Regions from separate parts of the Homo sapiens genome. Here region 1 is linked to region 2. A link is a loop called in an ENCODE intact Hi-C map of the cell type or tissue named here. Cell type or tissue: heart left ventricle. All regions are shown on one strand. Each heading gives the region's core, and the rest is flanking DNA. Links, peaks and the distances in the headings are about the cores only. Region 1 has its middle 24 kb from the start of OXGR1. Region 2 overlaps LOC105370324 (a long non-coding RNA gene).

Evidence for each region. A loop is a pair of places that touch in the nucleus more often than their neighbours do. Peaks named below come from ENCODE experiments on the same cell type or tissue, not always from the same donor. Only the 100,000 strongest peaks of a DNase experiment are listed, where the experiment ranks them.
Region 1: a loop joins it to region 2, with 3 times the contacts of the local background. A loop is called at or near these places in 7 of 110 quality-filtered maps.

What each region holds. Positions count from the first base shown.
Region 1 is chr13:97,015,065-97,022,173 of GRCh38, forward strand. No RefSeq gene overlaps it. Among named protein-coding and RNA genes, the nearest start is that of OXGR1, 24 kb to the left of the region's middle. In heart left ventricle, for the core only: a CTCF peak has its summit at 3,144 (motif pointing right); no DNase peak of the experiment used is centred there; H3K27me3 peaks cover 764 bases.
Region 2 is chr13:97,656,379-97,663,487 of GRCh38, forward strand. The region is part of intron 3 of LOC105370324 (a long non-coding RNA gene); the gene reads right to left. Among named protein-coding and RNA genes, the nearest start is that of RAP2A, 230 kb to the left of the region's middle. In heart left ventricle, for the core only: a CTCF peak has its summit at 3,429 (motif pointing left); no DNase peak of the experiment used is centred there; H3K27ac peaks cover 309 bases.

The DNA.
Region 1 (7,109 bases), core at 1,801-4,300, 640 kb before region 2:
ACCTGAATAAAACTTGGTGGATGCAGAAGGTTGTGGACTCATCTTTTGGTTTTGGTTGGCTCAGGAGCTAGTGTAGGGCATGGCCAAAGACTTGCCCTTCGAATGGACCAGGTGTGAGTAAAGGAAACACAAGCCCAGCTGGTGTTAGACCCTCAGATCTAAAAACCAGCTGGAGGAAAAATTGGAGTGATCTTTCAGTATGAGTTCTACTTTATATTGTTTGTTATTTCTAGCAGAGATTCAAAATGGCTGCATTGCCCAGAAAAATAATGCCTGACTTCTATTAGCAGAAGGAAATGATTAGCTGTTTCTTAAAAGCTTGCTAGGATGCATTCGTACCACATTTTTGGCCTGGGCTTTTTGGTTATTACAATGTCAATTTTTTAAGATGGTTTTTAGTTCATTTGTGTTTTCTACTTCAATTTTTTAAAATTGTTTTTGCTAGAAATTTATCTTTTTCACCTAGGTTTTAAAGTTTATCGCGACTTAGTTGTATAGCCACACACACACATACACACACACATTTATAATTTCTGTTTATTTGTAGTTATTTCCCTGTTTTAATTCTGCATCTGTTGTATTTGTATCTTCTATCAATCTCCTGTTTCTCTTTTGGCATCTTCAGGGCTGGCCTGGATATGCAGGGAAACTGGCAGCCTGAGTGTAGCTGAGCGTCTCACCCGCGATATTTTAGCTTGCTTTTAAAAAGTCTTCACAAATCATTTTATTTTTACTAGTCATTGGATATTCTGAAAAAATCAAGAGAGAGATTTTCTGATGGTTGAATCACTGACTGCTGGAGTGTTTTGATGTGGGTTTTGTGGTCATAGATGGGCCCCATCTGTAGATACCTATTTCCCTTTTTAAAATCCCGTTTGAAAATGAGTTTAATTAGGAGCAAACAACAAATTAACACATTTTGGTATTTTACCTTGAAATTCCTTACAAATATATTGATATTGTTTCATCCAATATCAATACTTTTATCCACATATTGTTTACAAATGAACTAATTTTAGTTTATCAGTAAGTTGTTCGAGTCTGTCCTTGGAGCAGATTAAAATGTATTGAGTTTTTTGATGAGGCAAGCATTTTTTGATAGGCTGCCTTTTTTGTTGTTGTTGTTTTACTTAAAACAACTTCAAATCTGACTGAAACATTTAAATGTATAACATTTTATCTGTTTCTGCCCTCTTATATGAGTTTAGTCTTTCAATATGATTATGAAACTGACCTGAATTACTCCATTGGACAACATGGAGAAGTAGAATTCTGCTAATTTTGCTGGTGCATATGTTTGATAAAAACTTAAGAATATAAAAAAAAAAAAATCCCCATATGGTTGATACAGAAAAAGTGTTGACACGTTGCTGCTCTGTTTCTCTGCGAATCTGTGTACCTCTGCCATACTGTGGCCTGACGGCATGTGCAAACTTACCTTTTAAAACTACAAAGAGGGCTGGGCACGGGTGGCTCACGCCTGTAGTCCCAGCACTTTGGGAGGCCGAGGCGGGCGGATCACGAGGTCAGGAGATCGAGACCATCCTGGCTAACACCGTGAAACCCTGTCTCTACTAAAAAATACAAAAAATTAGCCGGGCGTGTTGGCAGGCGCCTGTAGTCCCAGCTACTCCGGAGGCAGAGGCAGGAGAATGGCGTGAACTCAGGAGGCGGAGCTTGCAGTGAGCCGAGATCGTGCCACTGCACTCCAGCTTGGGTGACAGAGCAAGGCTCCGTCTCAAAAACAAAACAAAACAAAACAAACAACAAAAAAACCCACAAAAACACGAAGAGGTATAGACTCCGTCTCAAAAAAAAAAAAAAAAAAAAAAAACACACACACACACACACACAAAGAGGTCTAGTCTGAATATGTACTGACCGTAGGGCAAATCATGGTTATTGTTGTCATTTTCTAGAAACACACTTGCAGTGGTTTCTTTTATTAGGTAAATTGTTGATTAATGTGATTTAAGTGATGCCACTTAACATATGCTGGCTTTTGGGATCTTCTTATGTTTAATCTGTAATTTAATGCCTGTTAGTTAATATTTTTAAGGTATAGCTATTTTAAAATTCGAAAACAAAACCATTCATTTGGAATCCTAAAAGGACTCTGTTCTAATGCAAAAAAATGACTTTCTACTTTTTCTCTTGAATTTTTCAGTATATTCCATGGCTAGTAGAAATAGAACTAAATCCGAAATTTTTGCTTGACCAAAAGCTAAATTTTTTTTCTTCTTAATTTTGGAATAAAGTTTATAAATTTTAGGGTTGCCTGGCAGATTCATTTTGCCATCAAGTTGGCTATGATGAAGTAACTGATATTTTTAGTGTTCTTTATTTTACTTATTTTACTCCCACTCCTTCTCCAGATAATCATTCAGGATTAATATGAAACATTTCATAACACTACCTAAATGTAATAGTAATAATACTTAAATATATAAGGATACTAAAAATAATAATACTTAATCATTAAATAATAATAATTCTTAAATATGTGTTACTTAATCATACACAGAGAGTGCTTACTATGTGCCAGAGACCATGCTAAGCACTTGTCCATATTAGTTCATTTAATCCTCTTGACAGCCCTATAATATAGATATGATTGTCTTCATTCCCACCTTACAGATGAGAAAACTGAGTCACAAAGAAATGTGGTTACTTGCTTAAGGTTATTGCTGTTAAGTGGAAGAGCTGGGATTCAAACCCAGCTCTGCACCCTAGGGTTCATGTATCTAATCGCCATGCTGTACTAGCATGGTTGACTGTAATACAAGTTTGTTGTTCATTTGTCTGTTTTGTGCCTTTGTACAACTGGAGTTTGAATCTTGTCCTACATCATGCCAAAAGCAACTAGTAAACTCCTATTTTTCCATTTCAAAATATCCTAGAAATGTCAGGTCCTCTAGGCAGTTTTCTGACCTACTCACTCATTTTGGTTAGAATCTTATATGTACGTTACTCAAATAGTAAATAACATATGCTCATCAGTAAGAATATACAGTGCAACACTTTTAAAATAACGTAATTGTGGCCAATAGAACCATTCTTATTGGTTAGTGTTGTGTTGACTAAAGGTTCATATAAACTCAGAAAAAAAGTGAGTTGTGGCTGAAAGTGCTTCCTTCCACCAGCAGATGTCACTGTTGTCTCTTAGCGCTGAATGTTCAGCGTTGACTGAAGGTTATAATGGAGAACAAGAGCTATTTTATTAAAAATTCTGTAAGCCACCGCGTACAAGCAACGTTGCTTTGGCATGAATACAAAAAAAAAATAGCACAAAATGGGAAAGCAATCTGTTTCCTTACTTCTACAAAGCACAGTAAGTTTCAGACAACCTAGTGTCCCTCTGACACCTGGGAGGCAGCAGCACAGTGGATGAGGAATACGGGAAGGCGCTCCTCTGTGATCTGCATAGATCCATTCTAACTCGGTGCAGCCGGTGGGACTCCAAGAGTTGAGACCATAGGGGCTGGGAAACAGCCCTGGCCACAGGGTGGTAGTGAACTAAACTTGTTTCTCAGCACATGCAAAGCACTCTCTATTAATTCCTGGAAATAATTGAGAGAGAATTTGTAGAGCCTGAAGGTCCTGTACTAGCAGGTGGGACCAAAAGCGATGGAAATGAGGCTGATTCAAAGGCATTCTAAGCATCTCTGCTAGACTCTCCGAGAATGCAGGCATAAACCAGACACAGCCCTGGGCCCTGTGCTCACCCTGAAGGCAGCAGGAATGTGCAAGCTCTTCCGGCAAGCCAGAAAAATGTGGCTGTGGCGTTTGTACACCTTTATTCCCGAAAATATCCTATTACTTTTTGAAAATAGATTTAAAAGAGGGGTAGCCTTCTGAAAAATCACCATGATATTTGCTTTCAGTAACATTTGGATAAAATCATCAATTATTTGAGCCATTCCACGATCAATTACTAGGATGTCTGTTAAACTGCATCACCTATAGATGTATATATTAATTGAGGTTTAAAAAATACCTGCTACTCCAGAATGTTTGCTTATATACTCGCAAATTCTGTTGCCTAGAATGGTCAGGGAATATATTCTGCTTAAATTAGAAGACGTTGTTTTCTGGTTCATTAAGTAAAACTTTTCTAAGATCAATCAATACACTTTTCTAACTTGGTCCTGTGATTTCAAAAGCTCATTTGGCAAAAGGACAGGCTGTCGGTCTTTACCTCTGGATGTGGGTTACATTTTGGTCAAATTGGTTGGCAATAAGAAGGCAGCTGGAGGGTGACTGTCAGCACTAGGAGAGGAGCAAAGAGGCTGCCTTCACTTAAACTAATGTTCAAAATTATTTCCCATGAGAAATGCAAATTCCTAGGTCATAAATAGTTTGGAACTAAATGGTGATGCTTACTTTGTGGAATGATTCTCTAACAAAATAAAAAATTCACTGTGATTTCACTGCCCTGGCCTTTCAGCCAAATCTTTCTTCTGAGTTCAAACCCATACATCCCAAATGCCTAAAGAATATTACCATTCAGATGTCTCCAGGCATCCCAAACTCATAAGGTTACCAGAACACTCATTTAAAACTGAATTTCTTTTTGTGTGTACATTCCATAAGTATTCCTCTTCAGGACATCCTTAAACTAAAAATGTTCTCATTCCTTGCCTGAGATTCCAATTTAGCTGGATGTCCTATTATTTTATCTGACAACCTTACAAACTCAACATGTCTGAAATAGAACTTTTCATATTATCATATAAAGCCACTTCTCTCCCTCTGGAATTAGGAAATGGCACCACCACCACCCGCATGCCTTTCTCACACATTAAACCCATTCATTCATTAAATTGTTACACATCTGTTTAATTATAACATCTCTTAAAATTTAACAAACCCACCCAGTTTTTCTCTGTCTCTACTGAACCTCCCCCTGCCCCAGCTTGGCCATCATCATATTTCATCTTCACCAGTCTCCTTCTTTCTCCATATCATAGCCACAGTGGTCTCCCCAATCTACAACCTCATTATACATGAAAACCTCTACATAAAACCATCAAATGGCTCTCTAGGGTGACCAGTTGTTCTGAATAGTCCAGGACTATTTCAGTTTGGCACTGAAAATCCTGTGTCTTGGGAAAGTTCTCAGACCCAGGAAAACTAGAGTGGTTGGTGACCCTATTTCAAGTAAAGCACAAGTTCTTAGTCTGGTTTATAAGACGCTTTGTGCCTTTCCTGACCCCCTAATTACTTTATTAAATGTTATCTCTTGTCTCTTGCCTACTCACAATCTGTATTCCAGTGATGTTAATTTTCTGCCCATTACAAGAGAATTCCATCTAATCTTTTGCATCTCCAGGCTGTAGTACTTTCCTGTCTGAAAGATGTCCATCGTCTGGCTTCCTTTCTGCTCCTCTGGTCCCCTGTCTATGCCATCACACATTCTTCCTAGGTCCTACATGTTATTTAGGTTTAAATTTACACATTTCTTTCTCTAGAAAGCCTTTTCTGAACACTCAATATGTTACAGCACACCTCCCATGAGCACCCAAAGCTCCTGGGATTTAACATGGTAATTTCACTTATGTTCTTTATTATAATGACTATGTTTGTCTTTTGAAAAAAATTTTTAGATGTTATTGTCCTTTGCCATCAGATTCCCTAAGGGAAAGAACAATGGCTATGTTGCTGCGCATTGTGTTCTCAGCACCTAGTAGTGTGTCTGGCACATAGAAATTGATCAATACGTATCTTTTAAATGCAAAAAAAGGCAACTGAATGACAGCCCACTGGATAGCTCTGCCTGGTTCTTTCCCAGGCAAAGTCACCTCCTGTCTAGCATCCCCCTTCCCCCAACTCTCAACTTCTCAGCTTGCTCCTTCTTCTGCATTATTTCTCTAAATAAAGATATGCATCTCTTGTCTTGCCCAAGACAGACATCTAACAGGCATTCCTTTTTTATCCACCTCCTACCTTCCACCTCCAGACAATCACTACATTCGATCACTTCTCACTTTTGCATGACTCAAGAATTTGCTTACTTCTCTACCACTACCCTGGTTCTCCCCCATCATGAACAGAATGCTAATAACCTCCCACCTGGCTTTTTACCTTTTCTACATTTTCCTTTGTAGACACCAGTTTTCACACTGTGGACAAGATGATCTTTTAAAATTACTGCTGATCTTTTCAATTTTATCTTCCTTTACACTTTCCTTCCTTTTCTGGCCCCTCTCTTGGAAGCCTTCCTGATTACTCAGGGCTGGATCTGATGTGTTCCCATGGTGAGTGGTACATAGTCGTAAATGTTGCATTTATAAAATTATCATAAAATTACCTGGTGATGCATGTCAGCTTCCTCCCCTCCAAGGTTAATTCTCTGATGGCAGTCTACAGTTTATCACTTGCTTCACAGAGTCCAATGTCCAGTGCTCAATGGGTGCTTGTAGCACGAGTCAATGAACGGCTCTTTAATACAGGACATTCACTGCTTATCAGTGAATTATTCACATATATACAATGGAGAAAAAGGAACACTGATAAGGTTAAGGTAAACATCAATCGTATCATTTAGAATTATCAGACCTATTATTCTGATTCAAGTGGAAATAAAACTAGCCAGTTAATACTCATGTATTTACATAGGTAAATACAAAAGATAGTATAAACACAGAATTTTTGTTTGTTATTCTTTTTTGCCTATCTGATTTAAAAGACAGCTGTACATACTATGTCTGTGTTGATGGGGACACAATGTATAAAGACGTAATCTGTGACAATAATAACATAAAGAGAGGCAGAGCTATACACGAATGGAGTTTTCGTATACCATCAAAACTAAGTTATCTGCTTTCCAGGTGAAGTTTACGTACATGTGTCACTCAATTCAGAGATTCAGAGTGGAGGTAAGGAATGAAGGGTTCAGTCTGTGAAAAAAACCAATCCACGGTAGGGTTGAACATGAATCTTCCCTTAGTAGCGGTACTGCAGATGTGTGTTTTGCTTGCTCTGTTGCCACAGGCTGGAGGGCAGTGGCTCACCGCAACCTCCACCTCCTGGGTTCAAGTGATTCTCCTGCCTTAGCCTCCCGAGTAGCTGGGATTACAGGCACACACCAACGCACCCGGCTAAATTTT
Region 2 (7,109 bases), core at 2,245-4,744:
TTCTTGGGGTAGGAAGGAGAGATGGGATAAAGGAATGATTAAAGATAGACCAGGAAGACGGGCTTTGTTAGGAGGCACTTCTCCATGGGTCTCTCACATTTCTGTATATCTTGCCAACAGAGTGGACTGTCTTTTCAAAGATGTTTTTATACAATCAAACACCCTTAAAAAGAATATGCTTGAATATAGAGATTGTGTCTTCCTCTGGGGCAAAGAGCAGGTTTGTCTACTGTCCAGTATAATTAAAGATAATGTCTCCCTCCAGGAAAGGAGTCAGGCGGGCTTACTTCCTGTTATAAACTGTTTGGGTTTCCTAAGCTCAGAGTTCTTCTCCTATAATGTACCCACTCAAGTTGCCCTCTCTATGTTTTCCTATGGAAATTCAGGCTTAGAGCCTAAACTGCAGCAACTCCTGATGCTCTGGCTCTTGCTATGACAGGAATCTCCTATCTTCTTGCAGTATATCTGAAATTGTGGCAGACTAGCTCATTAGCTTGCAGGTAAAATAAAATCTCAGCTCCTTCCCTGTTCTTGATGGCCTCATGTTACTGATTCCAACAGACAAGCTCATGCCTTGAAGTAATAAGTTTATATTTGATTCTTTACTTCATTTATTCATACTATAAAAAATATTGAGTATCTAATCAATTGACATGGTTTGGGTCTGTGTCCCTGCCCAAATCTCATGTCGAATTGTAATCCCTAATGTTGGAGGTGGGGTCTGGTGGGAGGTATTGGATCACAGGTGGGAGTTCTCGTGAATGGTTTAGCAACATCCCCTCAGTGCTACTCTAGTGATAGTGAGAGAGTTCTCATAAGGTCTGGTTGTTTAACAGTGGGTGGCACCTTCTCCCTCTCTCTTTTCCTCCTGCTCTGGCCATGTGAGATGTGCCTGCATCCCCTTTGCCTTCCACCATTATTGTAAGTTTCCTGAGGCCTCCTGTATTAGTCAGTTCTCATGCTGCTCATAAAGACGTACCCGAGACTGGGTAATTTAATAAGGAAAGAGGCTTAATTGACTCACAGTTCCACATGACTGGGGAGGCCTCAGGAAACTTACAATCATGGCAGAAGGGGAAGCAAACACATCCTTCTTCAAATGACAGCAGCAAGAAGATGTGCAGAGCAAAAGGGGTAAAAGCCCCTTATGAAACCATCAGATCTTGTGAGAACTCACTCATTATCATGAGAACAGCATGAGGGTAGCCACCCCCATGATTAAATTACTTCCCATCGGCTCCCTCCCATGACACATGGGAATTATGGGGATTACAATTCAAGATGAGATTTGGGTGGGGACACAGAAAAACCATATCACCTTCTCAGAAGAAGAAGCCACTATGCTTCCTGCACGGTCTGCAGAATCATGAGCCAATTAAACCTCTTTTCTAAATAAATTACCCAGCCTCAGGTATTTATCTATAGCAATGTGAGAACAGACTAACACATCAATGGTAGGTAATTCCAAGAGGATGTGGATAAAAGGGTCCAGCATTAGGCAAAACATAATCTTTTAACAAAAGACACATAATAAAACAAAGGTCAGTAAGGAAACACAGTAAATAGCCAAGTAGTCAACCGAATAAAGAAGATAATTTCAACATGGAAGCACTAGGAATAAAGCAATCCAGGAGAGCATAATAGAGAGTGATCGGGGTAGACACGGAAGAAGGATGACTTGAGGCTGGTGATTAATGCGGGCCTCTCAGAGACAGAAATATTGGAGCTATTGGAGACATTAATAATAAGGTGAACCAGTCATGAGAAGGTCTTGGAGAAGAATATTCCAGAAGTAGCCACCATAGATGCCCTAAGGCAGGGAAGAGGATGGTGTGTCCACAAAGAGAAAGGCCAAGAAGCCAAGATGTGAATGGTGGGAGCTGAGGTTGGACAGGTGGGCAGGCCCAGGTCCTAGAGGGCCGTGGGGGTCATGGATGGAGTCTGGTTACTGTCATCTCTGCTCTCAGTGCCCTTCCTCCACCCCAGGACCCCCACACATGCCTCCCCTCTGAAAGTGTCTGCCTGGGCACATTCTTGACAGAGCTCCTGGGTGGCTTTCTCAGTGGGAAAGTGAGTGGTAACTGATCCAAGGCTTTAATTTATGGCCTGCAGAAATATTTGCATTAGTATGAGTGAATCTTTAAAGACTGAGAGTCTATCGGGGTCATCTCTAAAAGTGGAATTTCAGATGCCTGGCATCATGGAGGAGGGACTTCAGGGCAGATGCCCTCCTGGGACCCTTTCTGTCACACCAGCAGATGGGACAAAGTCCTTCTGGCCCAAGTTTAACTCCAGGATATAGGCACTCAGCTCTGTCAGCAAAGAAATGAAAAGTGGCTTCCAGCAGCTTATTTAAAGAGCTCCTGATGCTTCCTAAGGAGCTTTATTTGGCACTCACCAATAGGTATTTCCTGAAAAAGAAAAAGAGGAAATTGACCCAATATCTTGTGATGAGGAAAGTCATTAGATAATTATGTCAATTTCTTGCTTCTATATGAAGCTCAAAAACAGAGTAAAACTCATTTAGTCAAACTAGCCAAATTACTTAGATCTCCAAATAGAGTAAAACTAATTTAGTCAATCTATTAATTTAAAGAAACTGGACTACTATAAGTGTAAAGTCCATAATATGATTTAAATGTCTGAAGAAAGGCTGCCTTCTTCTTTCTAGTAAATGGAGTGACTCAAGATTACCGCTAACTCAAAATTTCCAGAGTTTCTTCAGAACTTGATTCTACGAATGGAATGTACTTTGATACCACTTCATCTAGACAATGGTATAATTCATGCAATGTATGATTGAATATATGATTTTTGGCTCCCTTTAAGTCAACAGGATTCCCATAATCTCATCTTTAGGGGTTGTTTTCTTGGCAAACAAGTTTTTTTTATAGATAATTCAGAGGTAAATTTGTCAGCCATTATTATCACAAATATCATATTGTTGGTGTCTTCACTGACAGGGTTATATTAAAGTCCTGCAATCATTTCATCACAACTGATGATATCTTGGGAGATTGAGAATTCCTGGAGGAAGGCATAGCTATTTGAATTCTCTGAGTTAGCTATACAAGAAGGCAGCCATTCAGGTGAGCAGTGGCAGCCCATTTCAGGGACCTGGCGCAGGTGGGTGAGACCTGAGAGAGTGCTAAGCAGGCACGACATCCACGGACAAGGGGGAGTTGATGGTAAAACACAGCAGCTATGGATCTGAGTCCCCATAAGATTCTTCCCAAAGTTCAACAAAGACAAGCTAATAAGAGTTTCTCGAAATGCCTCAATCACAACATTTATGTCTTCAGGTTTGGATAATGCATTGCTTTTAGGGCCAGAAAGCTCTGAAAAGGTTGGTGATGGGTATTTCCACGGCACGTGGATTTGTGAAACCCACTTGAGCCCAGGCACACAGTGTGTGCAAAGCCAGACTGCCACCTACTGACATGCAGCAGGGGTGGTCCGGCATCCTTTTGTTGTTGGGTATAATACAGGTTCTGTCTATTACCAGTGGTCTACTGACCCCTCTGTGCTACTTGTTAAAACACAATAGAAAAGGAGTAATCATTGCCTTGAGACTTGAATTACATTTTTTTAATGGTTGAGAAAAAAAACACTCATCCTAAACATATCAAATGTCTGCTAGTGGATCCAAAATAGAAGAGCAACTATATCATGATGAGATTGAGTGGGACAAATATGATTTTATTTCAAACAACTCCCATATTTCTTCAATATGAGAGGTGAGAGACAACAGACTTGTTTCACTTAATGGAAAACTTCTTGAAGGCAGGAATTATTCTTACTTCTGTTTTCCCCCTGAACTTGACATCTTTCCCAGTGAATACTAAAGACTTAAAAATGTTTTGTTAATTCAGTGTTTACAATTTTAATAATTATAATTATTAAAATGAAAAACCAAATCAGATGCTCACGAAAATGCATCAAGAGAACCCTGGGCTTAAATCCTGTCTCTAATAGCTGTGTACCTTGGGCACCTTACTTAACCTCTCTGATTCTGTTTATTATTTTTAAAATGTAGGTGATGCAAACTATCTCATTGGGTTGATCTATGAGGATTAAATGACATCACGTAGATGGCATGCTTAGCATAGTGTTTGGCACACAGTAATCTTTCAGTGAACAGGAGATCATTTTTAAAGTAAAGCAGGCCTGAGGTCCTGCCTGCTACCCGTTGTGACCTGGCTTGGAATCCTCCAGCCTCCGCTTTCCTTAGCAGTTTAAAAAGACTCTGCAACTGGCCAGCACCTTGCCCGACCTAACATGTGAGCACAACCCAGAGAGCCGGTGCAAGGCAGGCTGGGGAAGCAAGAGATTAATTGAACATTTTTCTTATTGTTATTTTTAGTTACAAAACTGCAGGCAAACAGTTTCTCTTCCTGTCGGATAGTGCATCTCTGGCTGGAAGGCAGGAACGCAGGTGGGAGGAGGCCTGACCATTAATCATAAGGAAGCAGGGAAGGAAATTGAGACAGGAAATGTCAGCATCAAAATGTCCTTACTCTGGGTCAGTCTTAAGGTGCATCCCCAGACCAGCATGTTAAAAGCTGGGGCCTGACTACAAACAACACCAGCGAAGAGGAAACGCCCGGCAGTAGAATGTCAAACCAAAAATAAATTGGGCATGTTTCCCTTCTAAGGCAGAGGGACTAGCTCCTCTTATACTTGGCTCTCAAATTCTTGCTAAAATTCCGGGAAGCCGTCTTGAAAGAAAATGCTTTCATATGGATAAACGTCATGGTAAATGCCAAAATAGTGGAGGATGGAGCATAGATGGCTTCATGTAACTTTTCTGGGCCTCTGTTTTCTAATCTGTGAAATGGAGATAGAATCCCTGTCTTTCTCTCCTCACAGGGCTGTTAGGAAGACCACAAGGATAACGACGGTGAAGGTGGGGTTGTTGTGACTCTGACAGTTCTTTTGCCCACTGTCCTGATAGAAAATGACAGCCAAAACCTTTACCATGCATCTTGTGTCTCAGTCAACTGAGGCAGGACAAACCCCACCTGCGCGGGGGGACCTCAATCTCCATTTATGATGGTAAGTCATCGGTTTTCACCAGTTCCCAGGGGCACCCACACTGGTGCATTTGGTAAGCTCCAGGAGAAAACTTACACCCCTTTCCATTTGATTTTGTTAATAATTGGCTTTTCTAAACACATGTTTCATTTTTGGAGTGAATAAAATGTGTTAATATTGTAAATTAAGCCCTCAGAGATCAATTAATTACACAAATGCTTGCCTTGTAATAGTTTCTAGCCCTAAATCTTTTATTCCCAATATTGTTTTTATCTTCAGATCTTACAGTGTTGCGAGGAGTGATTAAGAACACATGAGTACTAATTCTGTACTATTTGGCAAGTTAGTCTATCTGTGTCTTTGTCTGCCCATCTGCAACACCTCCAGAATAGGTGCCTCTGCCACCAAGCCTTGCAGAGTGAGGAGGAGTTGACCTGCCAATAAAGGTGTGGAGGGTGCTTCAGGCAGATTTGGAGTCAGACTTGAGTTCAAGCACCATGAGCACTAATTCTGTACTATTTAGCAAGTTAGTCTATCTGTGTCTTGGTCTGCCCCTCTGTAAAGTGGTGAAAACAATGGTCTTAGAGTTTTCAGTGAAGATAGACAAATGATAACTCCTCAGCAAATTCTAGCTAGTAAGTTGATATTGCAACCAGACTTCACAGTTTAACCCAGTTATTTTTTAGTAAATCAGCAGATTTATACTCATTCATTTAGCACTTATTCAGACCTACAGGTCCCAGGCCCCACGGGAAACAATTAGTTTGCCAAAGCAAATAAAGCTGGACCACTCAGTCTAGCTGGTGAAAGAAACATGCAAACAAATCATTGCAAGCCCATGTGATGAATGCTATCTCAGAAGAAAGTTCCAAATCCATTTGTTCTCCATGGAAGAAAGTGATGAGTTCATCACTGCTTGGGTAGATCTGAAATTTTGTAGAAGTAGAAACTCATCCTGAATCTCAAAGAATGAAGAGTTGCCAGGAAGAACATTCCAGAAAGCCGAATATTTGACTCTGAAGCAGTCATATCACAGCATAGTAAATTGGGGTAATTTACTGATTTGGCAGGTTGAAGCCTCAACTTCATCTAAGCAAGTTACAGGAGATGGGGTTTAGGGAAAACTGGGGCCAGGTCATGAAGAACATTGCATTCCATTCCAAGAACCCTGGATATTATCTTGTAGGAAAAAGATCAGTTTTGAAAGGTTTTAACCAAGGGATGAAATGATCAGGTAGTATTTTTAAAAGATAAGTCCAACAGTCTGGTTGGATTGGAGAGAGGCCCAGAAGCAGAGCTATAGGTTAAAAGCCCATTCTCATAGTTCAGGTGGGAAAAAAAAAGTGCAAAATTACAGGCAGGAGAAGAGATGACAGGAAAGAAAAATATGAGGAAGTTATAATTGATAAGACATAGAAACCCCTTGGAATTGTCTGAGAACGAGAAAGATATGAGAAATCTTATATCTTTCTTGTTAAAATAGAAAATAGAGAAAATTCCAACTAAATTAACCTTTAACAAAGTTTTTTAAATTTACCTGAGTAATTTACTGGGTGCTGGGAATACAGAAGTAAAGGGCATAGCCCCAGCATTCAAATAACATGCTGAGTCTTACGGAGAACATGACACTAAGCTCAACAAGGGTTTTGCGTGTTAGCAATATGTGCCAGACTTTTCTATCCATGACCACATTTACATTCACTCTAGAGTGACTCTCAAGGTTCACCCTGAAAGTGACTCCAGGGCAAGAACTTTTCTCTGTTTTTTGTTTTTGTTTTGTTTTGAGATACAGTTTTACTCTGTTGCCCAGGCTGTAGTGCGGTGGTGCGATCTCTGCTCATTACAATCTCTGTCTCCTGGGTCAAGCGATTCTGGTGCCTCAGCCTCCCGAGTAACTGGGATTACAGGCACATGCCAACCCCAGCTAATTTTTGGATTATTAGTAGAGATGGGGTTTCACCATGTTGGCCAGGCTGGTCTCAAACTCTTGACCTCATGTAATCTGCCCACCTCAGCCTCCCAAAGTGCTGGGGTTACAGGCATGAGCCACAGTGCCCTGCCTTCTCTGTCTTTAA